Linked DNA regions of Homo sapiens: region 1 is linked to region 2. Evidence: chromatin loops called from intact Hi-C (ENCODE). Cell type or tissue: HepG2. All regions are shown on one strand. Links, peaks and the distances in the headings refer to the core of each region. The heading gives the core; the rest is flanking DNA.

What was found. A loop is a pair of places that touch in the nucleus more often than their neighbours do. Peaks named below come from ENCODE experiments on the same cell type or tissue, not always from the same donor. Only the 100,000 strongest peaks of a DNase experiment are listed, where the experiment ranks them.
Region 1: it touches region 2 in a loop (6-fold over the local background); 2 of 110 quality-filtered maps call a loop at or near these places.

The regions. Positions count from the first base shown.
Region 1 is chr19:41,018,000-41,033,829 of GRCh38, reverse strand. It overlaps CYP2B6 (cytochrome P450 family 2 subfamily B member 6), which reads right to left. Exons shown (of 9, transcript NM_000767.5): 9 at 15,432-15,830. It also overlaps the pseudogene CYP2A7P1. Among named protein-coding and RNA genes, the nearest start is that of CYP2B6, 35 kb to the right of the region's middle. RefSeq lists an enhancer at 6,647-7,175. In HepG2, for the core only: CTCF peaks have their summits at 7,738 and 10,433; no DNase peak of the experiment used is centred there; H3K27me3 peaks cover 808 bases.
Region 2 is chr19:40,651,984-40,666,927 of GRCh38, reverse strand. It overlaps NUMBL (NUMB like endocytic adaptor protein), which reads left to right. Exons shown (of 10, transcript NM_004756.5): 10 at 1-1,023. Among named protein-coding and RNA genes, the nearest start is that of NUMBL, 31 kb to the left of the region's middle. RefSeq lists a silencer at 3,731-4,010 and an enhancer at 14,641-14,690. In HepG2, for the core only: a CTCF peak has its summit at 3,993 (motif pointing left); a DNase peak (open chromatin) is centred at 3,957; H3K4me3 peaks cover 969 bases; H3K27me3 peaks cover 2,206 bases.

The DNA.
Region 1 (15,830 bases), core at 7,424-15,423, 360 kb before region 2:
GGCTGTGTGAGGTGTCAATCTGCCCCTTACTGGGGGATGCCTTCCAGTTAGGCTACTCAGGGGTCAGGGACCCACTTGAGGAGGCAGTCTGTCTGTTCTCAGATCTCCAGCTGCGTGCTGGGAGAACCACTACTCTCTCCAAAGCTGTCAGACAGGGACATTTAAGTCTGCAGAGTTTTCTGCTGCCTTTTGTTTGGCTATGCCCTGCCCCTAGAGGGTGGAGTCTACAGAGGCAGGCAGGCCTCCTTGAGCTGCGGTGGGCTCCACCCAGTTCGAGCTTCCTGGCCACTTTGTTTACCTACTCAAGCCTCAGCAATGGCAGGCGCCCCTCCCCCAGCCTCACTGCTGTCTTGCAGTTTGGTCTTAGACTGCTGTGCTAGCAATCAGCAAGGCTCTGTGGGCATAGGACCCTCTGAGCCAGTCACGGGATCTGATCCCCTGGTGTGCCATTTGCTAAGACCGTTAGAAAAGTGCAGTATTAGGGTGGAAGTGACCCGATTTTCCAGGTGCCATCTGTCACCCATTTTCTTTGGCTAGGAAAGGGAATTCCCTGACCCCTTGCACTTCCTGGGTGAGGCGATGCCTTGCCCTGCTTTGGCTCACGCTCTGTGCACTGCACCCACTGTCCTGCACCCACTGTCTGACAATGCCCCATGAGATGAACCTGGTACCTCAGTTGGAAATGCAGAAATCATTCGTCTTCTGCGTCACTCACACTGGGAGCTGTAGACTGGAGCTTTTCCTAATTGGCCATCTTGGCTAGACTCTCCCCCATTTCTTGTATCTTCATATACCTAGTAATTTGAGATTTCATCCTGGATATTACAAGTGATAAGTTGGAGAGACCATGGATTCCATTATGTTCTGTTGAAAAATACTGATTTTGGTTGTTTGTTTAATTTGGAAAGCAGTTAACCTGGCTAATCTCAAACCCTCAGCTCTGAAATCTCAATTAAGTTCCTTTAGCCTTAGCAGGGTACCTGGAGTTCTCCAGCAAATAAGTAGTTCAACAATTGGTCAGAAATTTGGACAGAGTTTATTTACAGAATTTGGGGCTCCCCCTCTCTGGCTCTTTCCTTTTTGCAATTCTACCACCACTATCAGTAGATGCTATAATCACCTTGAATTCTGTCCTCTGGTTCTTGAAGTCAAAAAAATTAAAACATCTCTATCTGGGATTAAGCCACCCCACAAGGCACTTTCCAGGGTCTGCCTTTAGGCCGAAAGCATTAAAAAAAACACCCAAAATAGGAAACCTGCTTCATCCAACCCCCTTCAGTATCTGCTGCTTTCGTTCACTCTCCAGTAATTTCAGAGAACTGGGTTCTTAAAAATGTTTTCTTCAGAGTTAATAGCTGTTATTCACAGGATGCTTGATCCAATAGAAGCTACTCAAACATTACCAGAAGAAACTCTCCAGACACTTGGATACTGACACCTTCGCCCTGTGATTTAAAAAGTTGTTCATCCCTGTCATCTACCCAACTTCTTTCCTACCTCTCTACTCTAAGCCCTGACATTCTACTGGTAGGGAAGCCCTTTATGGCCAGGAATGTGAGCTATCCAAACACTCAGGAAGAAAGAATCTTGACTTTCCTCTCTTCTTTGACCTTCTTCACTCTATTTCAGCCAATACTTCCACAGGCCCACCTTTATCCTTGTCATCACTCTGAAATATGAAACACAGACATTTCACTCTCCGCCCACAACATCTAGTTTCCCAACTCCTGCACTGTCTCACTGCCAATGGCCTGAGGGGTATACCAGCTGACCGTATCTTTGGTTAATCTTCCAAAGAATGCAAAAACTAGAAGTTGAAGTCTCCCTCCTATTAAAAGACTTTTTTTCCCCCTGACATTTTGGAATCTTTTGTTATGTGCTTACAGGGAAGTTTTTCAAGAACCACAGGAGATTAGGGGCAATTTTCTGATGTTTCATAAAGAAAACAGGTGGGGCTTGGCAGTCCAGGGTGGTGGTTGACAGCATGGACTTGACAGTCACACAAGGCCGTACTCCAGCTCTACCCTCATTCATTGTAGAACCCAAAGCAAGGGACTTCCAATTTTGGGAGCCTTATCCAACTCATTTGCAAAATGAAGATGATAAAACCAACCTCACAGGCTTACAGTGCAGCGTGTAATTAAGATCATGCTCATAAAAAGCTTCACATGGTTTTTTTTTTTAGAAGAGAAATGGATCTGGGCTAGGGATATTTTTGAATCCAGACACAGAGAGGTACAGGCAAATACCACATGTTCATGTGTACACAACAGGGCCCACATGCCTGCATACAGACACCAAAATGTATGCATAAAACATCCAAACACTTATATGTAGTCACCCAGTTGTGCATGAATCCACACAAATGTGAACATGCAGCCATACATCAGGTTGGACAAAGAAATGCACGTCATAGGTACCCCCCAAGTGGCATAACACAAAGCATGCACTCAGGCTACATGCACAGACAGACAGAGACTGGCAAACATTCAGGAAAGGTGGCAGGAACACACATGCACCTCATCAGGTACTCACAAAGATGTGCATGTGTAGACATAAGTTGGAATGGATGCCCACTTATCAAGCACAAACACACACTCCACAAAGCCTGGTGCATGCATAAATTCATCTGTCAACAGGGACATGCTGAAACATACATGCACACAGGAACCTCAAACATGCACTCAGACTGACACACACACAGACAGACGTATAAATAAGGATAAACATGGCAGAGGCATCTAGGAGAAACCACTGGACAAAATCATGCAAAGTTGCAAAGTTGCAGGAGCACACAGGGCAGTTAAGGGTAAGGTTGACTTGCAGGGAACGAGAAAGAGGAAGACAGAAAGACAAGATCAGAGAAAACGGGAGAGAGACAGGTGAGCAAAGTCCTGTGCAGGGCTCCAGGCCCATCCAGAGTAATCTGAGGGCCTAACACTGGCCTTTCTTCCTGCGGATACTGCTTAACTCAGCGCCATGCTCTAGGAGGCAGCCTAAGTTCAATTTCCTATTCACAGCTTCATGGGTAAGGCTTGGCTATGCTAAGGAAGGGATGTGGAGAGAGGTTCCCAAAAAACTCTGTCTCCCTTCCCCCTTCTCAAAGGAAAAGTTTTGATAACGTTAGAGCAGAGAATTGTAAAAGCCAGGAGGGGGCTTAGAGAACATCTCGTCCATTCTCTTCAACATACAGATGAATAAAAACAGCTAATATTCATTGAGCACTTACATGTACCTCCCCTGCTTTGACCCATATACTTCTCACCTAAATAGCTGAAGAGCTAGGAGCTGTTTTTGGCTCCATAAGGTTCAGAGAGACGAAGTCAGCTGTTCAAGGTCACACAACAAAGACGGGATAAGGTTTGGATTCCAATCCATGCCTTAACCTTGCTCTTAACCACTGTACCATCCATCCAGAAAGGCAAACAGAGGCCCAGCAATGGAAAGGGATTTTCCTGGGTTCACCACTAACTCACTCTGAAAGCCTGTACCCGCACCGCCACTGGGACAAGTCCCTCCCACTTAATTTCAGACACCGTTCTCTTACTCCACACTTCAGAGTAATCAACAAGGCCAAAATTGCTTGAACTCTATGTCCCCAAATACTAGAGTTCTCCCAACCTGACTCTCCCCACCCCCACCCTGGCCAGGTCATGGCAGCCTGTCTGAACACTCAGTGCCCTTCCTAGTGCCAAACTCACTGAGAAACAAACTCTCCAAATTTCTACCTCTCTCCTTTTTAAGAAACAAGGGAGAAGAGGAAGGACCCAGGCTTGTGGCCAGCCCAAGTGCAGGCTGGTGACCAGGATTAGATGGATTGATGTCTGCCCAGCTGGTGCTAATCCTCCTTCCCACCTCTTCCCCCACAAAATCAATAAACAGCTTTCCTCTCTCTGCTTTGTTCTCTGCTCTTTGATTCCTCCACACAGGTCTCAGAGCTCAACAGCCAATTTGAGCCAGTTAGAGCCAGTCCTGGGAGTGTCAACCTCACCCACATCCACTTGTCCAAATTTGGTGACCTAGAGGAGAGGTGCAACCCTGGAAGGACCAACCATCAGAGCCTGTCCTGTGGCCATCTGGGGCCCCTCTCAGGATCTGGCTGAGGCTCATCTCAGACCCACATAGGACCAATATCAGCACCTGCCTCATGCTCATGTCACAGCCCACTGGGACCAACCTCAGACCCTATATGGTGCCATTCTTACGCCCTCCTGAAGCAGGACACACTTATGCCCTCAATGAAACCTGAAACAACACACAGAGCCCTCTTGGCACCAAACATGACTTCAATATTCTCCTGGTATCAAGTTCAGTACCAACTTGTTTCCCATCCTCGCATACACCTGGGGGCAGTCCCAAAGCCAACACGATGCCTTTCCCTCCCTGAACACACCTGATGCTGATATCAGAACCCGCCAATGTCATCAGTGTGTCCACTGCTGATGCCAGTCTCAGCACTCACCTCCTGCTAAGCCTGGCCTGCACTTGACTCCCAGGGTGATCTAGGCCAGTCAATGACGGGGGATGAGAAGAAAGTTCACATCCCAGCTCCCTCACTTATTCCCTGTGTGACCTCACTCAAGAGGATTTATGGAGTCTAGATCTGCTCATCTTCAAAATGAGGATGATCATGATGAACAAACCTCACTGTTACAAAGATTCGACCAGATCATACACACCTAGACTTAATCTTCCCATATACGACCATGCTCACCAAAGGGTAACTGCCCCGTTTACTAAGGAAGAATTTCCCTGAGGGAAGGACAGGAGGGCTACTCATCCCTTCTCCACTCACACCCACCCCAGGATCTACCTCTGTGCCTAACACTGGAGTTTACCCCAATCTCTTCTGCGATTGTTCCCTCTGCCTGCTAATAGTAGTAGCCCCTGACAAAGCAGGAATCGCCCTTAAAGGAGACTTAACTCACCCTCAAATATGATCTTTTCCTAAATACTCCCTTTCTACTGGTGGGAAAACCAAATCCAGAAAGGGGAACTAAGTACTCAGAGCAGGAGAGATGGGAGTTCAGGGCCACTCATGCATGTCCCCTGCCTACTGTCTGTTTTCTGTCCTCTGTAGACCCTTATATAAAATGAGAAAGATAAACAACAATCATAATATTAATAGGGATGATACAATCAATCTAGTGGGTTTCCCTAAGGATCTGGGTTGGAAACCAGTGGAGGTCTTTGTAAATTACAACCCTTGGGACACTTGAGCTTTTTCCACCATTTGGGGGTTGTTGTTACTATTTCTCCAGACCTGGCCAATCCCTCTGCCAACTGATAACACAAGGTACTCTTCTCCAGGTGTGTGGAAATTTCCCTTGAAATATGGCTCTGGTCTTCCACCCCTTTGCCAACCAGAGATGGTCAGTGGAGTTTCCATGGCACCCATCCTGGCCTCACTCTGAGGTTCCAGTGAGGATTCCGGGCATCAAGAGACAGCTCTGGGCAAAAGCAAAATCAAGTCAGCCCCTGGGCCCAGTGCTGGGCTGCTGGGCTTTCTGGGACGACCTACTGGGCTTGCTACACACTCCTCCTCCCAGAAACTCCACACCCACAGCCCTGGGTCTTCCTAGCCCCAAGACTCTCAAGTCCATATGCCTGGAATCCCCCCTCCTGAGACCCTTAACCCTGCATCCTCCACAACAGAAGACCCCCAGATGCACAGCCACACTTCCATCTCACCCTAATAAAACCCAGACCTTTGCATTCTTCTCCTCGGAACCCCCAAATCCACAATTTTGGGGTGCATTCTCACTCCCAGATCCCAAATCCAAAGCCCAAGTGCTCCCCTATGCAAATATTCCCAACTCCTTTGTTCTACAGCTTATCTGTTGCCCGCTCCTAAATCCACAGCCCTGGGGCACCCCTCCTGAGGTACCACAGATTTAGTCGGGAGGTACCCTCTCTGTTCAGCTTCCCTGGGGTCCCCCTCCTCCTCCTTTGCTGGTTGTGTCCAAAGCTAGGTGGGGTTCACGGAGAGGATGTAGTTGGGAGGTGAAATGAGGTGATTTTATAACCAGCCAAAGTCCACCCCTTTTTTTCAGGCAGTATAAAGGCAAACCACCCCAGCCGTCACCATCTATCATTCCACTGCCACCATGCTGGCCTCAGGGCTGCTTCTGGTGGCCTTGCTGGCCAGCCTGACTGTGATGGTCTTGATGTCAGTCTGGCAGCAGAGGAAGAGCAGGGGGAAGCTGCCTTTGGGACCCACCCCATTGCTCTTTATTGGAAACTACCTGCAGCTGAACACAGAGCACATATGTGACTCCATCATGAAGGTGTCCCAAGGCAGGGAGATGGGTGGCACGGGGTGGGGGCTGCCCAGTTGGCTGAGGCTTTGTGGCAGGGGATTGACCAGTGTGGACCAGAGTCTTAGGAAAGGGAGTTTTGGAGTTTCAGCATCAGGGTCCTAGGCTGGAAAGACAGGATCTTGGGATGTCCAGCTCCCTGACTGTGAGAACCTGGGGGCAAAACATCCCAGTACATGATATCTCGGTGCTGCGCCCATTCAGAGTGGGGGCTGCTCCCTCTAACCACTCCCACCTGCCTCCATCAGATCAGTGAGCGCTATGGCCCCGTGTTCACCATTCACCTGGGGCCCCGGCGGGTCGTGGTGCTGTGCGGACATGATGCCGTCAAGGAGGCTCTGGTGGACCAGGCTGAGGAGTTCAGCGGGCGAGGCGAGCAGGCCACCTTCGACTGGCTCTTCAAAGGCTATGGTGAGGGGGTGCCCAAGAGGGGGAAGGTGGCCAGGCCGACTCGATGGCCTCCGTGTCCCCAGCCTTCTCCCTGACTCTCCTGCCCACTGAAGGCTGCGGCAGAGCCCCCTGTCTGGCCTTCGCTCCCCAGCTCCCTTCATTGCGGCCTCTCCCTCTTGCCTGTCTCCAGCATCCCTGTCCCTGTCCCTGTCCAGATTTCTCCCTGCCTCTCTCACTGGAGTCTCCTCTTTCCCCATCTCTGAGGACAATCCTGGGTTTCTGTTTTCCAACCCTGGTTCTCTGTCTTCATTTGTCTTTTTGTCCTTCTCAGCTTCTGTGCTTCTCTGAGTTTCTCCTCTGTCCACTGACCTCTCCTTCTTCTTCCTCTGTCTTAGGATTTCGCGGTATTCCTACTTCCACATCTCCAGCCTCCTCTCCTGATAACAGTCTCTCCTCCTTCCCGACCGTCTCTGTTTCTCTTTCCGTAGTTTTCTGTCTTCACCAGCTCAGCTTAGGAGTCTTTCACCATTTTTACGCTTGAACCTGGAAGGTGGAGGTTGCAGCGAGCGGCCAAGATGGCGACAATGCACTTCAGCCTGGGCGACAGAGCGAGAATCCGTCTCAAAAACAAATAAACAAACATACAAACAAAAAAGACTCTTTCACCATTTTTATTTTCTCCTCGCAGATCTCCCCATACCTCACTTCCCCCCCTTCCATCATCTTCTCCCATCTCTGTCTTTTTCTCTCCCTCCTTCCCTCCCTATGCTCCATGGAGTGTCCCGTCTCCCTCTGTTCTGCTGTGCATCTGTCTGTCTGGCCTGTCTCTTTTCTGATCCTCTTGTTCCTGTTCGGTCTCTGTTTCTCTCTGTGTTTCTCTGACTGAGTTTGCAGTTCTCCTGCGCGAGGCTTCTGTGCCTGTTCCCACGGCCTGACCTCTCCCCACCCCTGCGTTCCTCTCCCAGGAGTGACCTGCCGCACCTGGGAGCGCACCAAGCCGCTCAGGCGCTTCTCCATCGCCACCCTGCGGGACTTCGGGGTGGGCAAGCGCGGCATCAAGGAGGTATCCAGGAGAAGGCGGGCTTCCTCATCAAGGCCGTCTAGGGCACGCGCGGTGAGCAGAACACCCCGAGTGTGGAGGCGGGAGAAGGAAAACGCCCAGGGCGAGGAACCCGCGCGCGTTCTGTCTGGGGACCGGGCCTTGGTGGGGAAAGGCGCCCGCGCTCCCAGCCCTGTAGTCTGGCGCTGGGAATGTGGCTCATCAGGGCAGTGCCTCCTGGAATTCTCAGACTAGCATCAGAGCTCTGAGTTGACTCTCTTCCCAACCCCCTTCTCCCCCAATACACCGCCACACCCGCAAGCTCCAGCATCTATCCCACCTTCTTCCTAAGCCGTACCACCTCCAATGTCATCAGCTCCATTGTCTTTGGGGACCGCTTTGACTATGAGGACAAAAGTTCCTGTCACTGCTGTGCATGATGCTGGAAAGCTTCCAGTTCACGGCACCCTCCACGGGGCAGGTAACCGGCTGCAGCCTGGCTGTCACGCCCCTACCACAACCTGCCAACTGCTCCCCTACATGGGGACAGGTGCCCCAAACTCCCACCCCCCTCCAGACAGTGTCCCCTCAAAATCAGCCCCCAATATTGGACAACCGGAAAGTTGCACCAGAACCCAGGATGGGTGCCCAATACCCAGTCTCCAAGGACACCTGGATAGCTCAACAGATGATCCCCAAAACAGAGCCTGAAGGCAGGATGCATACCCTCAGCTCAGCTCTCTCACCTGGGCACATGTTCCCATCCCCAACTTACCATAATTTCTAACAGATGCTCCCTACCCAGTTCTTCTGAATATTTTAACACCTGGACAAGTGACTGCCTCAACCCGCCTCCTGCATACCTGAACACCTGGTGCTGCAAAATCCAGCCCATCATAATCATTTCACATCTACACAAATGTCCCAGATTAGCCCACTGGAATATCTGGCCAAGCGCCCTCTACTTCACCCACTTAAATACCTGAAAACATGGACAGGTGCCCTAACCAATACCCTAAACACATAAATATCTAGACAGATTATTCCCCAGACACCCAAATAAGTGTTCCCCAACCCTTTCCAATCACACACCTTACAGAGGTGCCCCCAGTGCATCCCACTTGGATAGGTAAACACCTCAACAGGTATCCCCTCCTCTTCAACATCTTCACCAGCCCCACTTTAATACCTGAACATCTGAACAAAAGCCCCCAATCCAGACCCAATAAGTATCTCGGTAGTTGTCTTCAACCAGGCCCACCTGAATGCCTACATACCTAGACAGGTGACACTCCCCTCATACCAGCCCCGTCTGAGTAGCTAAACAGTTGAACAGGTGTTTTCCAACACATCCTGCCTTGAATGTCTGAACACCTAGCTGTGCGCTCCAATCCACCTTCATTGAAACCTGGATGTGTGCCTCAGTCCATGTTACCTAAATTTCTGGACAGTAGCCTTCTCACTTAACCCTCATGAAGACTTACATATATGTTCCCATCCAGCCCCACTGAAATACCTAAACACCTGGGCAGGTAGGTGCCTTTAACCCAGTGCCTTTCTTGCTCTGACACAGGTCCCATTCCCATCAGTTCCTGCCTCCTGACAGCGGTCCTTCCCTTCCCATCCTCTCTCTGCAACCCCAGCTCTATGAGATGTTCTCTTCGGTGATGAAACACCTGCCAGGACCACAGCAACAGGCCTTTAAGGAGCTGCAAGGGCTGGAGGACTTCATTGCCAAGAAAGTGGAGCACAACCAGTGCACGCTGGATCCCAATTCCCCACGGGACTTCATTGACTCGTTTCTCATCCGCATGCAAGGGGTACACCCCAGCAGCCAATGGGAGGAGCTGCAAAGCCAGGCAGAGGGAAATCAGGCTGGCAGTGGGGAGGGCAGACAACACAGGCCCATTCAAATTAGCCCCTGTCATAATAATCCTCACAATCCCAACTATATCAACCATCGCTGTTCCATCTACTGAGCCCTCACCCACAGGCAGGACCTGTGCACGTGAATTAAAATAGCAAGCACTTCTACAGAACTACCATGTGCCAGGCACTGCATTAAGTGCTTTAAGATAGTATCCCCTATAGCACTCACAACAGCTCTTGAAGGAGGTTCAATCACGGCCTCAATTTTACAAATGAGGAAACTGAGGCCCAAAGAGTATAAGTGGCTTACCTGAGGTCACACAGAGAGGAAGCTGAGGTCCCCCAAGCTCAAATCCTGGTCTCTCTGAGTCTAAGGCTGGTGCTTTTTTTGAGACAGAGTTTCGCTTTTGTCACCCAGGCTGGAGTGAAATGGCGCAATCTCAGCTCACTGCAACCTCTGCCTCCTGGGTTCAAGTGATTCTCCTGCTTCGGCCTCCCAAGTAGCTGGGATTACAGGTGCCCACCACCACACCAAGCTAATTTTTGTATGTTTAGTAGAGATGGAGTTTCACCATGTTGGCCAGGCAGGTCTTGAACTCCTGACCTCAGGTGATCCAAGGGCTGGTGCTTTTAGCCACCACACTCTCTAACCTATCATGCCCTGGTTATCAGACACACCTCTGTGGACAGGTGACCTGGCTTTACATTGCAGGGTCCCCACCTCCATCTGGATGTCAGTTTCTCATGTGGGAAGGCTTAAGAGAGTCTGAAGCTCAGGGATAAAGGATCGAGCTCACACCAGCAGGGGCCTCCCTCACCCACCTCCTGCTCACACCAGCAGGGGCCTCCCTTACCCACCTCCCCTCTCTGAGGTGTAGCCTAGTATTTCTCCAGCTTGGAAGTTCCTGTTAGAATCTACCCTTGAGCCACCAGCTGATACTCCCTTAACTACAAAGCACCCAGTACCTGCGCCCAGGCAAAAGGGAAGGAAACATCATACCCCTTTCAGAGGCAGGGAAAACCAAGGCCCAGAGTGAATCAGAGATTTATTCATCTAAGGTCACACAGCAGATTCTTCATATCCCTAAAAAGTAGATGACGACACAGCAGTCATATTTACGAGTGTATCTGGAGGAAGGAGCACCTAAACCTCCCATTATTTTTCTAGTACCTCTTGTGTACCAGGCCCTGACAGACCTGATCTCTTTTAATCCCAACAACAAGTCTCAGTGATAATCATTACAGCTCATTCTTACAGCACACAATGATATCCCAGACACTTTTTGCAAGTGCAAAAAGCTCTTTGCACATACCTCACCGAATCGTCAAACAGCCCCACATGAGAGGTGCTATGATGATCTCCGTTTACAGAGGCAGAAATAAGGCACATGGAGGGCTAAAGTCACTTCTCAAAGGCACCAGCAAGGAGCTGGGATTCAACATCCAGACAATCTGGCTCCAATCAGTGATATTATCTCCTTCATTCCTGAGAGACAGAAAGCTGAGAACTCTAAAGATGTGGCCCCCAGATTTGGAGAAGTGGGAGTTCTTATACAGGCATCAAAAGATCAACCAGAGGAGCCAATGAACACCCTGAAATAGTCCTGCAGCTGGGTGGCATCGTGCCCACCTAGAAAAACTCCGTGCAAGTATTTTGGACCCCTTGAAGGCTCAGCTCTTATTTATTCTACAAATATTTATTGTGAACCCTACCATGTGTCAGGCACTTGTTTCAAAGGGTGGGGGAACCCACAGGGACCAAAGCAAACCATGACAGCAGTAATACTTAAATAAATGAGAACCAGCCAGGTGCAATGGCTCACACCTGTAATCTCAGTGCTTTGGGAAGTCAAGATGGGAAGATCATTTGAGACCAAGAGTTTGAGACCAGCCTGGGCAAAATAGCAAGACTCCATCTCTCCAAAAAATTTAAAAGCCAGCCAGAGGTGGTGTCACACACCTGTAGTCACCACTAATCAGGAGGCTGAGGTGGGAGGATTGCTTGAACCCAGAAGTTGGAGGCTGCAATGAGCCATGATCATACCACTGCACTCCAGCCTTGGTGATATGGTTTGGCTGTGTCCCCACCCAAATCTCATCTAGAATTGCAGCTCCCATAATCCCCACGTGTTGTGGGAGGGACCCGGTGGGTGATCATTGAATCATAGGGGTGGTTTCCCCCATACTGTTCTCATAGTAGTGAATAAGTCTCATGAGATCTGTTGGTTTTATAAGGGGAAACCCCGTTCTCTTGGTTCTCATTCTCTCTCTTGCCAGCCACCATGTAAGACGCAACTTTTGCCTTTCAGCATGATTGTGAGGCCTCCGCAGCCATGTGGAACTGTGAGTTTATTAAACTTTTTTTCTTTATAAATTACCCAGTCTACGGTATGTCTTTATCAGCAGCATGAAAATGGACTAATACAATGGACAATAGAGCAAGACTCTGCCTCTATAAATAAATAAAGACAGACGGATAGATAGATATATGATAGATAGATAGATGATAGATAGATAGATAGATAGATAGATAGATAGATAGATAGATAGACAGGAAATAAGAACCCTGCCTTCCTAGAGCTGTCATTTTAGCAGGAGAAGGCATTATCAGAGCCAATGCCTTGTTGCTCCTGGAAGGTTCCAAGCTTGCTTTCTTACCTCTGGGTCTTTGACCTTGCTGTTCCCTCAGCTGAGAAGGCTTCTCCCCACACCTTCCCATGGCCAATTCTCAGAAGTCTTCTCAAAGGAGCCCTCTCTGACCACTCAATCTGAAGTAATCCCCATGGAACCCTTGTACACTGTTGGTGGTAATGTAAATTAATAGAGCCACTTTGAGGAACAACATGGAGTTTCCCTAAGAAAAAGAAAAAAAAAAGTAGAATAGGCCAGGTGCGGTGGCTCATGCCTGTAATCCCAGCACTTTGGGAGGCTGAGGTGGGCGAGTCATCTGAGGTCAGGAGTTCAAGACCAGCCTGGCCAACGTGGTGAAACTCCATCTCTACTAAAATTACAAAAATCATCCAAGCGTGTCGGCAGGTGCCTGTAGTCCCAGCTACTCAGGATGCTGAGGCAGGAGAATCGCTTGAACCCAGGAGGTGGAGGCTGCAGTGAGCTGAGATCATACCACTGCACTCCAGCCTGGGTGACAGAGTAAGACTCCATCTCAAAAAAAATGAATAAAGAAATAAAATAAACAAACAAAAAGAAAGAAAACCACTAAAAATAGAGCTACCACACAATCCAGCAATCCCACCGCTAAATCTATATCAAAAAAAAGGAAATCCGTATACTGAAGAGATATCTGCACTCCAGTGTATTTTGCAGCTCTGTTTGCAAGAGCCAAGTTATGGAATCAACCTAAGTGTTCATATGGTGCCCATACAGAAGGGAGTACTATTCAACCATTAAAAAAGAATGATATCCTGCTATTTGCAGCAACATGGATGGAACTGCAGGACATTATGTTAGGTGAAATAAGCCAGGCACGGAAAGGCAAACTTTGCACATTCTCACTCATTCGTGGGAGCTAAAAATTATGACAATTTAACTCATGGAGATAGAGTAGAATGATGGTTACCAGAGACTGGGAAGGGTGGAGGTGAGGGACTGGGGATGGCTAATGGGTACAAAAATAGAGTTCGATACAATGAATAAGATCTAGTTTTTGATAGCACAATAAGGTGATGGCCGTCAGCAATAATTCATTGTACTTTTGTTTGTTTGCTTGTTTATTTTTTTGAGATGGAGTCTCACTCTGTCACCCAAGCGGGACTGCAGTGGCACAATCTTGGCTTACTGCAAACTCCACCTACCAGGCTCAAGCAATTCTCCCGCTTCAGCCTCCAGAGTAGCTGGGATTACAGATGCATGCCACCATGCCTGGCTAATTTTTTTTTGTATTTTTGTAGAGACAGGGTTTCACCATGTTGCCCAGGGTGGTTTCGAACTCCTCAGCTCAGGCAATCTGTCTGCCTCAGCCTCCCAAAATACTGGGATTATAGGCATGAACCACTGTGCCCAGCCTGTGGTACATTTTAGCATAACAGAGGGAATATAACTCTAATGTAACACAAAGAAATGATGAGTGCTTGAGGTGATGGTTACCCCATTTACCATGATGTTATTATTATATGTGACTATACACTTTATGCCTGTCTACATTGTATGCCTGTGATTATACATTGTATGTCTGTATCGAAATATCTCACTTACCACATAAATATATACACCTGCTATGTAGCCACAAAGATTTTTAAAAATAAAAATAATTGCATAGACTCCTCAAACCCCAATCTCCAGTACTTTTCTTGTCTTGCTCCACCCCAGGACCACATCTCAAAGCCTCAAGTCTATCAGAATTTCACCCTCCAGTCTGTCTCCTCTCCATTTCACCTTATAAAATTCCAGAAGCTTCTGTAGTTAATATATAAGCCAGAAAGGAATTCCCAAGCTTGTCTGTGGAATCCCACCCAAAGTACGACCCCAACTGCCTTGCTGCCTGTGAGCTGTTTCCCGTCTACCCACCTCCTCCTTTTCCATCCCTTCCACACTCTCCCATCTCACCACCTGGACAGACTTCAGAAAGCCCTGTGGTTTATTTGCAAAATGCTCCCCCAGGAAGGGCAGAGGCCAGGGCCTAGGAGAGAGGCAGCCCTGGGAGGTGGGATGGCCCCAGAACCAGAGTAGCAAGAGGCCACTGGGGACAATGAGGAGTGAGAAGGCTGAGGGCACCGTGGTCCTCATTCTTCCCGCCTTCCATTCTGCTGTCGCTCTTAAAAGACATGTTGCTCTGTTTGTTATTTCTGTGGTTGGTGAGGGAATGTGTGCCATGCATTTGTACTGGCAGAGTCTCTGTTAACTCTTCAGAGGCTACAAGGAGCCCAAAGATGGCAGATGCTGCAGACGCCAAAAGGTTAGCATCTCAGGGTGGAGTCCCAGGGCCAGCTTCCCACTGGCCACAGGCTGGCTGATGTATCCTTGTGATAATGATATTAAACTTGCAGCACCTCCCTCAGGGAAGGGTGGTGGTCCTGCTGGTGGAATGTTTGGAGGCTGGATTTATTTATTTATTTATTTATGAAACGGAGTCTCACTTTGTCACCCAGGCTGGAGTGCAGTGGCGGGAACTTGGCTCACTGCAACCTCTCCCTCCTGCATTCAAGCGATCACCCTGTCTCAGCCTCCCGAGTAGATGGGACTACAGATGCACACCACCATGCCCGGGTAATTGTTGTATCTTTTTTAGTTGAAACACGGTTTTTGTATGTTGGTCAGGCTGGTCTCGAACCCCTGACTTGAAGTGATCCACCCGCGTCGGCCTCCCAAAGTGCTGGGATTATAGGCATGAGCCACCGCGTCCAGCCTGGAGGCTGGATTTAGAGTGGTTCCACTGCAAGAATAGCGCTAAGCTTTATCAAAAGGTGGCATTGCAGCACGGGGTATCGAGAGTAACTGGTAGGCAGAATGGGGGCATCCTGGGCCCTTTGGGGATGAGAATTTATTCTGGACCTCACAAGAAAGTGGGATATGGAGGAGATATAGTCTGATGGAGGAGGCCTAGCTCCATTTTGGGTGGGCTGTGGGGGTAGGGGGTGGCTGATTTAGCCACTCATTCATTCATTCCTCACCAAATATTTTGAACACCTGTCATATGCCACACGCTGTGTTGAGAGTACAGGGATGAGCAAGACAATGGTTTGGCCCTTCACAGAGTTGGCATTGAGGTGAGAGAGGCATTCTCACCAACATTCCTTCCAGAAAAATCCCTAGAGACCCGACAATAAAAGAATCACACACAAAATGGCACAGATCACCTCTTGACGTGGGGAGGTCAGGCTTTAGAGATGTTTATTTAATTCTCAGCAGATTTGAAGGAACATATCAGGGAATCCAAAGCACCAGTGCAGAATCCCACAGCTCAGGGAACCTGGGCCAAGGGGGCTTTTTGATAGACGGAAGCAGTAGGAAGAGGCAGCTGGGAATGAGGACTGGGGAAGACTACAGCAGTGTGTGACTGTGGTCTACAACAGGCATGAACCTCAAAAATAGCATTCAACATGAAAGCAACCAGACACAAAAGATCACATATTATGCCTGTAATATCAGCACTTTGGAACACTGAGGTGGGTGGATCACCTGAGGCCAGGAGCTCACCACCAGCCTGGCCAACATGTCCCTACTAAAACTACAAGAAAATTAGCCAGGCATGGTAGTAC
Region 2 (14,944 bases), core at 1-8,000:
TTCCTTGGGCCAAGGTCTCATGGGGGCTAGGGCCAAGTTGGGGGCCCAGGAGGCGGGGAGGGAGGAGGAGGAGAAGATGCGCAGTTACCTCATGTCGGTGCCCGCTGGGGAGGGGTCCGGGAAGAAGGGGAAGGGGTGCCTGGCGGGTACTTTTCTATCTTTTATTTCCAGATTTTTTTTGTATCTAAACTTGAAGATTTGTATTATACAAGGACAGCCAATAAAGGAAGAATATAATGGTGCCCCTCGGGAAACGAGGGTGTGTGTAGGGCGCTGGTGAGGCCCTAGAACCTTTCCTCCTGAGTCATGGACTGAAACAGAGTCAGAAGGATGTCCCTGAGTGATAACCTCTGAGTCATAGCGTGGTAACAGGTACCACTGACTCAGCACCTGCCAGGCGGGTATTAAAGGAGCCAAAATTAATCACCCCATTTCTATTCCTTACAGAGTTAGAATCAAGGAATAAAAAACAAATATTATGAACTGCTGGCTGGGCACAGTGGCTCACGCCTGTAATCCCAGCACTTTGGGAGGTCGAGGCAGGCAGATCACTTAAGGTCAGGAGTTCGAGACCAGCCTGGCCGCCATGGAGAAACCCAGTCTCTACCAAAAATTCAAAAATTAGCCGGGCGTGGTGGCAGGCGCCTGTAATTCCAGGAGGCTGAGGCACAAGAATCGCTTGAACCCAGGCAGCAGAGGTTGCAGTGACCTGAGGTCACACCATTGCACTCCTGCCTGGGCAACAGAATGAGACTCTGTCTCAAAAAAAAAAAACAAAAAAAAAAAAACTACTTCTAATTAGCTCAATATTAATATTTTAACAAGTTGGGTTGGTAACAGTATATCTTTGCCCATGCTGGCAAATTCTTGTTTTGTCAGCATTTTCCATAACTCTGGCCAAAGTGTCACCTGATGTGGCAACGTTTTACAGTCTTGCTATTGTTTCTTGAGTCCTTTAATCTATAAGATGTATTTTTAAAAATATATAACATATAAATTTTGTTTCGTTATAGCTCTTTAAAATGAGGTGGTTGATTTTGTGCAGTCCAATATTCTATTCCCACTGGATAGATGGGGAAGTTGAGTCAGTGGCCCACGGTGATACATTTGATTAGTGTGGGCCAAAGTCAAAGGCAGTCGTGAAACCATCAGGCTGAGGCCGGGCACTGAGGTGGCTCTCACCTGTAAGCCCAGCACTTCGGGAGGCCAAGGTGGGAGGATCGCTTGAGCCCAGGAGTTCGAGGCCAGCCTGGGCAACATAATGAGACCCTGTCTCTACAAAATAATTTTAAAATTAGGTGGGCGTGGTGGCATACGCCTGTAGTCCCAGCTGCTGGAGAGGTTGAGGTGGGAGGATTGCTTGAGCCTGGGAGGTCCAGGCTGCAGTGGTCCGTGATGCAGTCACTGCACTCCAGCCTGTGAGGGTGACAGCGTGAGACCCTGTCTAAAAAAGCAGACAAAACAAAAGGCTGGGCGTGGTGGCTCATGCCTTTAATCCCAGCACTTTGGGAAGCCGAGGCAAGTGGATTACCTGAGGTTGGGAGTTCGAGACTAGCCTGGCCAACATGGTGAAACTCCGTCTCTACTAAAAATACAAAACTTAGCCAGGCGTGGTGGTGGGTGCCTGTAATCTCAGCTACTTGGGAAGCTGAGGCAGGACAATCGCTTGAACCTGGGAGGCCAAGGTTGCAGTGAGCCAAGATCACGCCACTGCACTCCAGCCTGGGCAACAGAGCGAGACTCTGTCTCAAAAACAAAAAAGCATCAGGCTGTGAGGGAACAAGCCTAGGGGTCTGCCCTCTATAGCGTTTCCATTACATCCCATTAACCTGCTTGTGGACTCCAGGACTAGGAGACCTAAGACAGCTCTGTCGGGGTATGACGTTGGGGGAATGTCCCAGGCAGGGAGCAGAGGACCCTGCCAGAGATAAGCCACACTCTCACCTCCAAGCTTTTGCATTTGTCATTCTTTCTGCCTAGAACACCCTTTCCTTCATGGTGACACAGCACTTCCCAGAAGAATGCTACTCATTCTTTAGGACTCCGTTCAAATACCTTTTGTTAGAAGGTGACCCTCTTCCAAGGCCCTGAGCCCCATCCTATCCTTTCATTAGGATTTATTTATTTTTTGAGACAGAGTCTCACTCTGTCGCCCAGGCTGGAGTGCAGTGGTGTGATCTCATTGCAGCCTCCACCTCCTGGGCTCAAGCGATTCTCCTGCCTCAGCCTCCCAAGTAGCTGGAACTACAGATGCCTTGCCACCACACCTAGCTAATTTTTGTATTTTTAGTAGAGACTGGGTTTCACCATGTTGGCCAGGCTGGTCTGGAACTCCTGACCTCAGCGATTTGCCCACCTCGGCTTCCCAAAGTGTTGGGATTACAGGTGTGAGCCGCCGCGCCCAGCCCAGTATTTTTGCTATTATTATTTTGGAGGCAGGGGTCTCACGCTGTCACCCGGGCTGGACTGCAGTGGGGCAATCATAGCTCATTGCAGCCTTGAATTCCTGGGCTCAACCAATCTTCCCACCTCAGCCTCCTGAGTAGCTGGGACTATAGGCGTACACCACTATGCCCAACTGATTTTTAAATTATTTTGTAGAGATGGGGGTCTCGCTATGTTGTCCAATCTGGTCTGGAACTCCTGGCCTCAAGCGATCCTCTTGTCTCTGCCTCCCAAAGTGCTGGGATAACAGGCGCCCGGCCCCATCCTACCTTTTTGGTCTAAGTTCAGACGGCTCTTCAACCCCCCCAGACTGAGTCAGCAGCACCCACTCTCCCCTTGGATCCTACAGGCCCCTCTCCTCCCCTATCCCAGCCCTGACCCATCTGCCTGTGCCTCCCCCGTCCTCTCAATGACTCATTCTGGGCTGTCACTATCTGGTGGCAGGTCTGTCTGCCTCACTGGACTGTGAGGGAGAAGGGGGTCTGGGGCGTCTCAGTCACTTCCCCGTGCCAACACAGGGCCAGGCACAGAAGAGGCAGCCTCAGTGTTTCCCCTCTGCAAACCACTAGGAAGTGAGAGGGGCAGAAACGGCCTAGGACTGGGACAGAGAGGATTTGAGCAACTGGAAGGATGGGGAACTGAGGTCAGAAGCACGCAGCAAATCTGGGACACAGTCAAGGCACCCCCACCCCGTCCCTGACTGATCTCTTCGTTCAACCACCCTTCCTTGCGCCCAGAGCAGCCTTTCTCAGAGCTGCCCCCACAACGGTTCCCGCGGATGCAGATGGAAGGGGGCCGTCCCGGGGAGGACCTCCCACAGGCTCCTCTTGGCCCATTTCCCATCTTCCCTCCCACGCCCAGGATGGAGACTCTGGCTCTCCACGGAGCTTTTCGCTCCAAAGAGGCCCTGGAACCCGGATCAACCGCCCACTCCCACTTCTCCAGGTTTCAGCCCGCTAAGAATAGACCAGGGACATCGCACTGGAAAGCCCCGCCCTACCCAGGAACCCCATCCCACACAAACGCCTATCGAGGTCATTTTGGGGGAACAGGAGGACGTCCCCCTGGGGCCGGTTCTGCACTCCTCTCTCCCGTTCTTTGGGAAGCTCCGCCCTCCGTTGCAGCCCCGCCCCTCGCGGCCGCCCCCTTTCCCGGAACCGCCCCCGGCCGCGCAGGCTATTTTGATGCATTCCACGGGTGACAGAGCCGGGCGCCCCCACCCCGCTTCCTGTTGGGTGATTTTGTTTTGTTTTGTTTTGTTTTTTAAAGCTCCACCCCCAGGAGGCCACAGTTTCTCCGGGAGCCGGCCGCGCAGGACCGGGGACAGCCCTGGCCCCTCGCTGCACAGCGCTGGGACCGCCCCACGGAGCGCGGCGTCTCATGCTCCCTGGGGCCCGCTGCTTCCACTGCCCTGCGCAGGGCCACGCGCCACCCCGGGCTGCCTGGCCGTAACCTACCCCGTCCACCCTCCAGGCGCGCTCGCCGACCTCCCGCACCTGTGGGGCCACGTGGTTGCCGGGAGCGCTCCTCTAGCGTGGTGAAGCAGCGCCCCCTCGTGGTCTTGCGCTCGCGGCGCCTGGGCGGCCGCCCCTCCAAGACTTTGCTAAGGCAGGAAAAGTGTTTAAGAAAAATTAAAATTGTGCTGGGCGCGGTGGCTCACGCCTGTAATCCCAGCACTTTGGGAGGCCGAGGCAGGTGCATTACCTGAGGTCAGGGGTTCAAGACCAGCCTGGCCAAAATGGCGAAACCCCGTCTCGACTAAAAATGCAAACATTAGCCGGACGTGGGGGCGGGCGCCTGTAGTCCCAGCTACCCGGGAGGCTGAGGCAGGAGAATCGCTTGAACCCGGTAGGTGGAGGTTGTAGTGAGCCGAAATCGAGCCACTGCACTCCAGTGATAGAGGGAGACTCGGTCTCAAAAAAAAAAAAATTGCTGTCGCATTCATGAACATTATACTTCAGGCCCTGGCTCAGCCATTCACCCCTCTGGGAAGTCCTCCCTGACTGGTCGGGCGCCTCCTTTGGGCTCCTATGGTTCCTTATGCTCCTCAACTGGGCCTGTACCTCCCCGCCCTGGCCCGGATCCGTCTGCCTGTACATCTCCCATCTGGACCTCGACCCCTTTGCCCTCTGCCTGCACCTCACCAGTCCCCGCCCCGACCCCTCTGCCTGTGCCCCCCATTCCAGCCCAACCTCTCTGCCCGGGCTTCCCCCATCCTGGCCTCCCACCCCTCTGCCTGTCCCCTCCCCACCATCCCGCCGTGATGGCTCTAGGCTGTCACTGTCTATAATGGGTCGGCGTCCCCGCCCTGCACAGAAAACCTCATGAGGGCAGGGAAGAGAGCTGTCTTGATAACTACTGAGTCCTCAGTATTACCAAGGTAACATTTATTTCCTCCCTCAACACTGGTTTTGTTTTAACAGCTTTACTGAGGTATAATCTACCTGTCATAAAATTCACCTATTATAAGTGATTTACTGATTTTGGGTGATTTTACAGTTCTGCAGCCATCACAGCCAATTCAAGAACATTTCCATCACTCTGAAAAGATCCCTTCTGCCCATTTGCAGTCGCTCCCTATTCCCTGTCCCAGCCCCAGGCAACCACTGGTCTACTTTCTGTCCCATACATATTCTCTTCTTCATTTTACAAGCATTTTCTGAATATTTATTTTTATCAGCTATTGAGGGCTGAGGGTACACAATGAAACTCACAGGCCCTGCCTTCAGGGAACTCAGAGTCTGGTTATTGTAATAGCTGATGGGAAAATATGTCCATGCACTAATTTCTTCATTCATTCAAAAAACATTTATTGGCCAGGCACTGTGGCTTGTGCCTGTAATCCCAGCACTTTGGGAGGCTGATTGGGGAGGGTCACTTGAGGCCAGGAGTTCAAGACCAGCCTGGAAAATATAGTGAGACCCCCCCCCCCACCCCGATCTCTACAAAAAAATTTTTTTTTTTAATTATCAAGGTGTGGTGGTGCACACCTATAGTCCCAGTAACAGGAAGCTGAGGTGGGAGGATTGCTTGAGCCCAGGAGGTCGAGGCTGCAGTGAGCCATGATTGTGCCACTGCACTCCAGCCTGGGTGACAGAACAAGACCATCTCTACAGAAAAAAAAAAAAAAAAAAAAAAGAGAGAAAAAGAAGGGTCTTCCAAAAATTCATGGAAAATGTGTATTATGAAAAAACTATGCATGGAGTTCAATTTTTTTTTTTTGCACCAAAATAAATTCATACTAACTTGTTATAACTTGTCTGAACAGGACCTAGTTTGAGACACTAAAATAAAACATCAGATTGAAAAGAGCCCCTATCAGAGCAACACGAATTCTAAAATTGAAGCAAGAACAAGCATCAAATTGATGGTGAAGCTTGGGTGGAAGAATGATGAAATCATTGATGTTTTCCAAAAACTTGACAGTGCCCCAGAGAAATCAGCCATTTACAAATGGATAACTCGTTTTAAGAAGGGACAAGTTCGGGCGTGGTGGTTCACGCCTGTAATCCCAATACTTTGGGAGGCTGAGGCCAGCGGATCATTGGAGCTCAGGAATTCGAGACCAGCCTGGGTAACATGGTGAAACCCCATCCGTACAAAAAATACATAAATTAGCTGGGTGTGGTGGTGCACACTTGTAGTTCCAGCTACTCAGGAGGCTGAGGTGGGAGGATCACTTGAGTCTGGGAGGTAGAGGTTGCAGTGAGCCGTGATTGCGCCACTGCACTCCAGCCTGGGTCATGCTGAAGATGAAGCCCACCGTGGCATACCATCCACATCAATTTTTGCAGAAAAAAATTAAATTTGTTTATGCCTTAATTAAAGAGGACTTACAGTTAACAGCAGAAACAATAGCCAACACCATAGACATCTCAATTGGTACAGCTTACACAATTCTTTTTTCTTTTTTTTTTTTTTTTTTTTTGAGACAGGGTTCTCATACTGTCGCCCAGGCTGAGTACAGTGGTGAGATTGTGGCTCACTGCAGCCTCAACCTCCTGGGCTCAAGCGATCCTTCCACCTCAGCCTCCGAAGTAGTTGGAACTACAGGTGCGTGCCAGCACGTTCAGCTAAGTGTCACACGCGTCCCTGTGAAGAGACCACCAAACAGGCTTTGTGTGAGCAACAAGGCTGTTTATTTCACCTGGGTGCAGGCAGGCTGAGTCCAAAAAGAGAGTCAGCAAAGGGTGGTGGGATTATGATTAATTCTTATAGGTTTTGGGATAGGCGGTGGAGTTTGGAGCAATGTTTTGCGGGCAGGGGGCGGATCTCACAAAGTTCATTCTCAAGGATGGGAAGAATTACAAAGAAACTTCTTAAGGGTGGGGGAGATTACAAAGTACATTGATCATTAGGGTGGGGCAGAAACAAATCACAATGGTGGAATGTCATCAGTTAAGGCTATTTTCACTTCTTTTGTGGCTCTTCAGTTGCTTCAGGCCACCTGGATGTATACGTGCAGGTCACAGGCGATATGATGGCTTAGCTTGGGCTCAGAGGCCTGACACTAAATTTTCGTATTTTTTGTAGAGATGGGGGTCTCATTAGGTTTCCCAGGCTGGTCTTGAACTCCTGGACACAAGTGATCCTCCTGCCTCATTCTCCCGAACTGCTGGGATTACAGGCTTGAGCCACCTCACCCGGCCTCAGCTTACACAATTCTGACTGAAATTAAAGCTAAACAAACTTTCCACTCGATGGGTGCCAGAACGGTCGCACCCAGATCAGCTGCAGAGAAGAGCAGAGCTTTCCATGGACATGCTAAACAAGTGAGATCGAGATCCTAATGCATTTCCTTGAAGGATTGTAACGGGAAATGATACATGGTTTCACGGGTGCAATCCTAAAGACAAATCGTAATCAGAGAATGATTGCCAAGAGCGGGGAAGTGATCCAGTCAAGGCAGAAGCACACTGGTCAAGAGCAAAGGTCATAGCAACAGTTTTTGGGGATGCTCAAGGCATTTTGCTGGTTGACTTTCTGTAGGGTCAAAGAATAATAAGATCTGCTTATTATGAGAGTGTTTTGAGAAAGTTAGCCGAAGCTTTAGTAGAAATAAGCCTGGGAAGCTTCACCAGAGAGTTCTTCTCCAGCATGTCTACGCTTCTGCTCATTCTCCTCATCAAACGAGCAATTTTACAAGTTTTGATGGGAAATTATTAGGCATCCACTTGGCAGTCCCAATTTGGCTCCTTCTGACTTTTTGTTTCCTAATCTTAAAATCTTTGAAGGGCACCCATTTTTCTTCAGTTAAGAATGTAAAAAGACTGGGCTGGGCGGAGTGGCTCACGCCTGTAATCTTAGCATTTTGGGAGGCCAAGGAGGGTGGATCACCTGAGGTTGGGAGTTCAAGACCAGCCTGACCAACATGGCAAAACCCTGTCTCTACTAAAAAAAAAAATACAAAAATTAGCCAGGTGTGGTGGCTCATGACTGTAATCCCAGCTAGTCGGGAGGCTGAGGCAGGAGAATCACTTGAACCCAGGAGGTGGAGGTTGCAGTGAGCCGAGATCATGCCACTGCACTCCAGCCTGGGCAACAAGAACAAAAAAAAAAGGCCTGGCACAGTGGCTCACAACTGTAATGCTAGCACTTTGGGAGGCCGAGGCGGGCAGATCACCTGAAGTTAGGAGTTTGAGACCAGCCCGGCCAACTTGGCAAAACCTCGTCTCTACTAAAAAAAAAAAAATTAGCCAGATGTGGTGGTACATGCCTGTAGTCCCAGCTACTCAGGAGGCTGAGGCAGGAGAATGGCTTGAACCCGGGAGGCAGAGGTTGCAGTGAGCCGAGATCATACCACTGCACTCCAGCCTGAGCAACAGAGTGAGATTCCATCAAAAAAAAAAAGAAAGAGAAAATGTAAAAAGGCTGCACTGACATGATTAAATTCCTGGGACCCTCAGTTATTTAGGGATAGACTAAATGGCTGGTATAATGGTTTACAAAAGTGTCTTGACTTTGACCTTGATGGAGTTTATGGTGAGAAATAAAGATTTTTTTAAAATTTTTATCTCTTAATTCCATTCTCCATCAACTTTTTGAATTCCCCTCATAACACAATAGCAATTTGTAGCTCATACCTATAAGCTTAGATAGCATACAGTAGCTCATACCTATAAGCTTAAGTAGACATTTACATAACTTTTAGATATCTATAGTACGTAGATAGCTACAGATCAATGTAGATGTCGAAAGAGAAAGAGCGAGACCAGGCCAGGTGGTTCACGCCTGTAACCCCACTGCTTTGGAAGACTGAAGCAAGGGGATCGCCTGAGGCTGGAGGTTCCAGACCAGCCTAGACAACATAGCAAGAACTCATGTCTACAAAAAAATTCTTTTCATTAGCTAGGTATAGTGGCACACACCTGTAGTCTGGGCTACTCGGGAGGCTGATGCAGGAGGGTCTCCCGTGCCTAGGAGTTTGAGGCTGCAGTGAGCTATGATCGAATCATCGTACTCCACCTGGGCAACAGAGAAAGACCCTGCCTCTTAAAACACAAAGAAATAGGCCCAGCACAGTGGCTCACGTTTGTAATCCAAGCACTTTGGGAGGCCAAGGTGGGGGGAATCACTTGAGCCCAGGAGTTTGAGAACAGCCTGGGCAACATGGTGAAAACCCGTCTCTACAAAAAATACAAAAATTAGCTGGGTGTGGTGGTGGGCACCTGCAGTCTCAGCTACTCAAGAGGCTTAGAAGGGAGGATCGCTTGAGCCTAGCAGGTTGAGGCTGTAGTGAGCTGTGATCACACCACTGCACTCCAGCCTGGGCAACAGAGTGAAACCCCATCTCAAAAACAAACAAACAAACACACACACACAAACCAAAACAAAAACAAAAACACAAAAGGCCAGGTGTGACGGTTCACGCCTGTAATCCAGCACTTTGGGAGGCCAAGGCAGGCGGATCACCTGAGGTCAGGAGGTCAAGACCAGCTGGCCAACGTAACAAAACCCTATCTCCACTGAAAAATACAAAAATTAGCTGGGCATGGTGGTGGGTGCCTGTAATCCCAGCTACTTGGAAGGTTGAAGCAGGGAGAATTGCTTGAACCTGGGAGGCAGAGCTTGCACTGAGATCGCACCATTGCACTCCAGCCTGGGTGACAGAGCAAGACTCCGTCTCAAAACAAAAACAAACAAAAAACTGCAAAAACCTAGTGAATCCATATCCACAGTATATTATTATATCTTCTACTTTTCTTGCAATTCTTTTGCATGTTTAGAAATTTTCTAAATAGAAGGGTGGGGGTAGGGGTGTGGTAAGCATCTGCCTTAGAGGAAAGCAGGAATTGTCCATGAGTGGCATATGTGGAATGAGGAGAGGAAGTGCCTCCATATTGCCTGGGTTTCTGGCTTGAGGTCCCAGGTAGAGACATTTTTGAGACTGGGAAGATTGTGATCGTGGAGGGGAATAGGTGTGAAGGGGAAAAATCAACGGTTTAAGAATGACCACCAAGTGTTGGTCAGAGGCTTGTCAAGAAAAAAGAAACCACATGAAGTATTTCAACAAGAAAATTGAATGTAAGGATCTACCTTTCAAAGCAGGTGAGTCTCGAAGGCACTGGAATGTGTGGCTGGAGCTCTGAGGAGGGGGTGGGCTGGGGCCAGGCACAGAAGATACCAGGGATGTATTCATTGCAACACAGGGAGGGTGGATGGACAGCTGAGTAAAGACAAGACCCCTCTCTGGGTACAGCTGTGTAACTGAAGGCAGAGGCATGTGGAGAATGGGTTGTCTTAAGAGTGGGTCAGCCTGGGGCACACATTTCCTTTTCTGAGCAGTGGCCCAGCAGGCTCTAGAATGGGGTTGAGGCATAGTTTCCAGAGGTTTTTTCTTTTTAGAAGTCACCTGCTTATTATTTTTTGCTTTATGCACTCATAGGAGAGTGAAGATGAAAAAGATTATGAAAGAGAGAAATTGATTCACTTTTGAGGATCCCCAGGGTTTTGGAACAATCTTTGAAAACCCCTTCAGTCACAATATTTTGTGGCTCTCTCTTAACTTGTGCAGTTAATCCATAATGGTTGGGGTTTCAGCAGGTTTGCCATTATGACAAGTGCTGTGGTGGACATCCTTGTTGCTAAATTCTTCTGTACACATGAAATCATTTTTTTTAATTTTAAAATTTCTTTTTTTCCTTTATTTTTTATTTTCTTTCCTTAAATACTCTCCTATTCCAGAATAAAACCATCTTTTTTTTTTTTTTTCTCGAGATGGAGTCTTGCTCTGTCACCCAGGCTGGAGTGCAATGGCACGATCTTGGCTCACTGCAATCTCTGCCTTCTGGGTTCAAGAGATTCTCTTGCCTCAGCCTCCCGAGTAGCTGGGATTACAGGCCTGTGCCACTAGGCATGGCTAATTTTTTGTATTTTTAGTAGAGGCGGGGTTTCACCACGTTGGCCAGGCTGGTCTCGAACTTCCTGACCTCGTGATCCACCCACCTCAGCCTCCCAAAGTGCTGGCATTACAGACGTAAGCCACCACGCCAGGCCGAATAAAACCATTTTTAATTGACTTATTTATCCTCCCCACCCCTTTTCAATGACTTGGAAATCAGGATGTGTCTTATAAATGATTATGTGTCATAGTTTAACTGGCAGCTGTTTTTTCTCCCCTGGGGATTTGAAGTGACAATGCATCTTGGCTGGGTGTGGTGGCTCACCCTTGTAATCCCAGCATTTTGGGAGGCTGAGGCGGGTGAATCACTTGAGGTCAGGAGTTTGAGACCAGCCTGGCCAACATGGTGAAACCCCATCTCTACTAAAAATACAAAACTTAGGCGTGGTAGGGCACACCTGTAATCCCAGCTACTCAGGAGGCTGAAGCAGGAGAATTGTTTGAACCTGGGAGGTGGAGGTCGTAGTGAGCTGAGATCGCACCACTGCACTCCCACCTGGGCAACAGAGCAGGACTCTGTCTCAAAATAAAAATAAAAAATAAAATAAAATAAAATAAAAAACAATGCATCTTACCTTTGATGGCTTCTTGGATTTGAATGATTACTGTAATAACAGTAATACTCAGCGTAAACACCCACATAACACTGTGTGCCAAGGTAACTCTTATAACAACGCTGAGAGGCAGATACTATTATTGTCTCCATTTTCCAGAAGAGAAACTGAGCCACAGAGTGGTTAAGGAACTTGGCCCAAAGTCACACAGCTAGAAAGCAATGAAGGGGAGCAGAACCCAGAAAGTGGCTCCAGGGTCTCTGTATTTTTAGGGTTTCCAGTAGATAGTACAAGATGAGCATTATGGTTAAGATTCCTCCCTCCTGGGCCAGGCGCAGTGGCTCACGCCTGTAAATCCCTGCGCTTTGGGAGGCCAAGGAGGGTGGATCACCTGAGGTCAGGGTTGACCAGCCTGGCCAACATGGCAAAACCCCGTCTCTACTAAAAATACAAAACGTAGCCAAGTGTGGTGGCAGGTGCCTGTAATCCCAGCTACTAGGGAGGCTAAGGCAGGAGAATTGCTTGAACCTGGGAGGCAGAGGTTGCGGTGAGCCAAGATCACACCCCTGCACACCAGCCTGGGGGACGAGAGCAAGACTCTGTCTCAAAAAAAAAAAAAAATTCTTCCCTCCTACTCCCCAGCTTTGTTTGTACACAAGGGACCCCTTCCAGGCCACAGATAACTGAACCAAAGTGATATTAACCCATCCAAAGGGGCCCTTTTGACATGCACTATCTCCTACATGGCTGCACGTTGAACATACCTAACCATCCCAGGCTTACAAATGCTTTTAGAGCAAGTTTCAAAGTTTGGTCCAGGGTTTCCTGGAGGTCCCTGAGACTTTGTCCACAAAGTTAAAATTACTTTCTTTTTTTTTTTTTTTTTTGAGATGGAGTCTTGCTCTGTCGCCCAAGCTGGAGTGCAATGGCGCAATCTCGGCTCACTGCAAGCTCCGCGATTCTCCTGCCTCAGCCTCCGGAGTAGCTGGGACTACAGGCGCCCGCCACCACCCCCGGCTAATTTTTTTTTGTAATTTTAGTAGAGACGGGGTTTCACCATGTTAGCCAGGATGGTCTTGATCTCCTGACCTCGTGATCCGCCCGCCTCGGCCTCCCAAAGTGCTGGGATTACAGGCGTGAGCCACCGCGCTCGGCCAAAATTACTTTCATAATAATTCCAGGACTTTTTTTGCGTATTTCAATCTCATTCACTTATGAGCATACAATGGCTCCATGACATGTGATGACATAATTGCTCTGCCAGTGTGTGCTTGTGGATGGCTGGATTTTAATATTGTCAGTTTTAGCCTAGGCAACACAGCAAGACTGTGTATACAAAAAAATCAATAAATTAGTTGGGTGTGGTGGTGCACACCTGTAGTCCCAACCACTCAGAAAGCTGAAGCGAGAGGATCACTTGAGGCCAGGAGTTCGAGGCTGCAGTGAGCTGTGATCATGCCACTGCACTCCACTCTGGGCAACAGGGTGAGACCCTGTCTCAAAAATCAATCAATAATAAAAAATTTGTTTAAATGGCCAGTTTTAAGTTCTAATATGGTAAATATCAATAGCTATAACCCACACAGGCCGGGCGCAGTGGCTCATGCCTGTAATCCCAGCACTTTGAAAGGCCGAGGCGGATGGATGACCTGAAGTCAGGAGTTGGAGACCAGCCTGGCCGACACGGTGAAACCCTGTCTCTAATAAAAATACAAAAAAATTAGCCAGGCGTGATGGCGCACACCTGTAGTCTCAGCTACTCGGGAGGCTGAGGTGGGAGGATTGCTTGAACCTGTGGGGCAGAGGTTGCAGTGAGCCAAGATCACACTATTGCACTCCAGCCTGGGCGACTAGAATGAAACTCCATCTCAAAAAAAAAAAAAAGTTATAACCCACACAAATAAAAGCTGTTTGGGGTCCTTGATACTATTAAGAATGTAAAAGAGTCCTAAGACCAAAAAGTTCCAGAACAGTTGCCTATAGCAACATTTCCCGAGTCACTGTGACAGTCCCTAAAGGATCCCACAGATCCCCAAACATTTCCCCAGGCCCAGGCCCTGGATGACAGTCACAGCCATGAGCTGCCGAGAGCTCTTTGGGATCAAGACCTTTCCTTCAGGTTCGTACTATGATGTCAAATTGGATTTTTCCCAGAACTTCCAGAATTGCTACTACTGCCCAAAACTGAGGACAAAAGTGGCCAACTACCCCAGAGCCTAAGTTCGAGGTCACTGCCATTATAACCAGCCACTTACCCAAATAAGTTACTGAGAGGACCCAAGGCTGTCCAGAAAAGGATAGAGAAGAGAAAGGAAGCATCATCCTGTTTGGGGGGAAAATGAGAGAGGAAAGTTCTCAAGAGAGGCTACACCTTTCCCTCCCCATGAACTTTGTGGGTTTTTTTGTGTATTTGTTTGTTTGAGACCGAGTCTCACTCTGTCGCTCAGGCTGGAGTGCAGTGGTGCGATCTCAGCTCACTGCAACCTCCACCTCCTGGGTTCAGGTGATTCTCCTGCCTCAGCCTCCTGAGTAGCTGGGACTACAGGCACATGCCACTATGCCCGGCTAATTTTTAAATTTTTGTATTTTTAGTAGAGACGGGGTTTCACCATGTTGGCCAGGCTGGTCTTGAACTCCTGACCTCAAGTGATCCACCTGCCTCGGCCTCCCAAAGTGCTGGGATTATAGGTGTGAGCCACCGTGCCTGGCCTGAAGGCTATGTTTTTAAATGAATGAAAATGAGAGAAATATTAAAGACTCTAGCAAAATTGTCATTAAGTTTCCCTGTAGCCTTTATCCAACAGGAAAAAGGAAATTAACAATACATTTATTTTTAAAAATAAAAATAATAGACAGGCCGGGCGTGGTGGCTCACTTCTGTGAGCCACCTTTGGGAGGCCGAGGTGGGTGGATCACTTGAGGTCAGGAGTTCAAGACCAGCCTGGCCAATATGGGGAAACCCCGTCCCTACTGAAAATACGAAAATTAGCCGGGTGTAGTGGTGCGTGCCTGTAATCCCAGCTACTCCGGAGGCTGAGGCACGAGAATGGCTTGAACTGGCAAGGTGAAGGTTTCAGTGAGCTGAGATCGCACCACTGCACTCCAGCCTAGGAGACAGAGCTAGACTCTGTCTCGAAATAATAATAATAATAAAGACACAGTCTTGGGGCCAGCTGTGGTGGCTCATGCCTGTAATCCCAGCACTTTGTGAGGCCAAGGTGGGTGGATCATTTGAGGTCAGGAGTTCAAGACCAGCCTGGCCAACATGGTGAAACCCTGTCTCTACTGAAAATTCAAAAATTAGCCAGGCAGTAGTGGTGTGCACCTGTAATCCCAGCTACGCAGGAGGCTGAGGCAGGAGAATCTCTTGAGCCTGGGAGGCAGAGGTTGCGGTGAGTGGAGATTGCGCCACTGCACTACAGTCTGGGCGACAGAGTGAGACCCTGTCTCGAAAACAATAAATAAATAAAAAAGACACAGTCTTGGATGCTGTGATTTTGGATCATAGTCTTGGAAAACAATAGATAGCAGGTAGAGAGCAGTC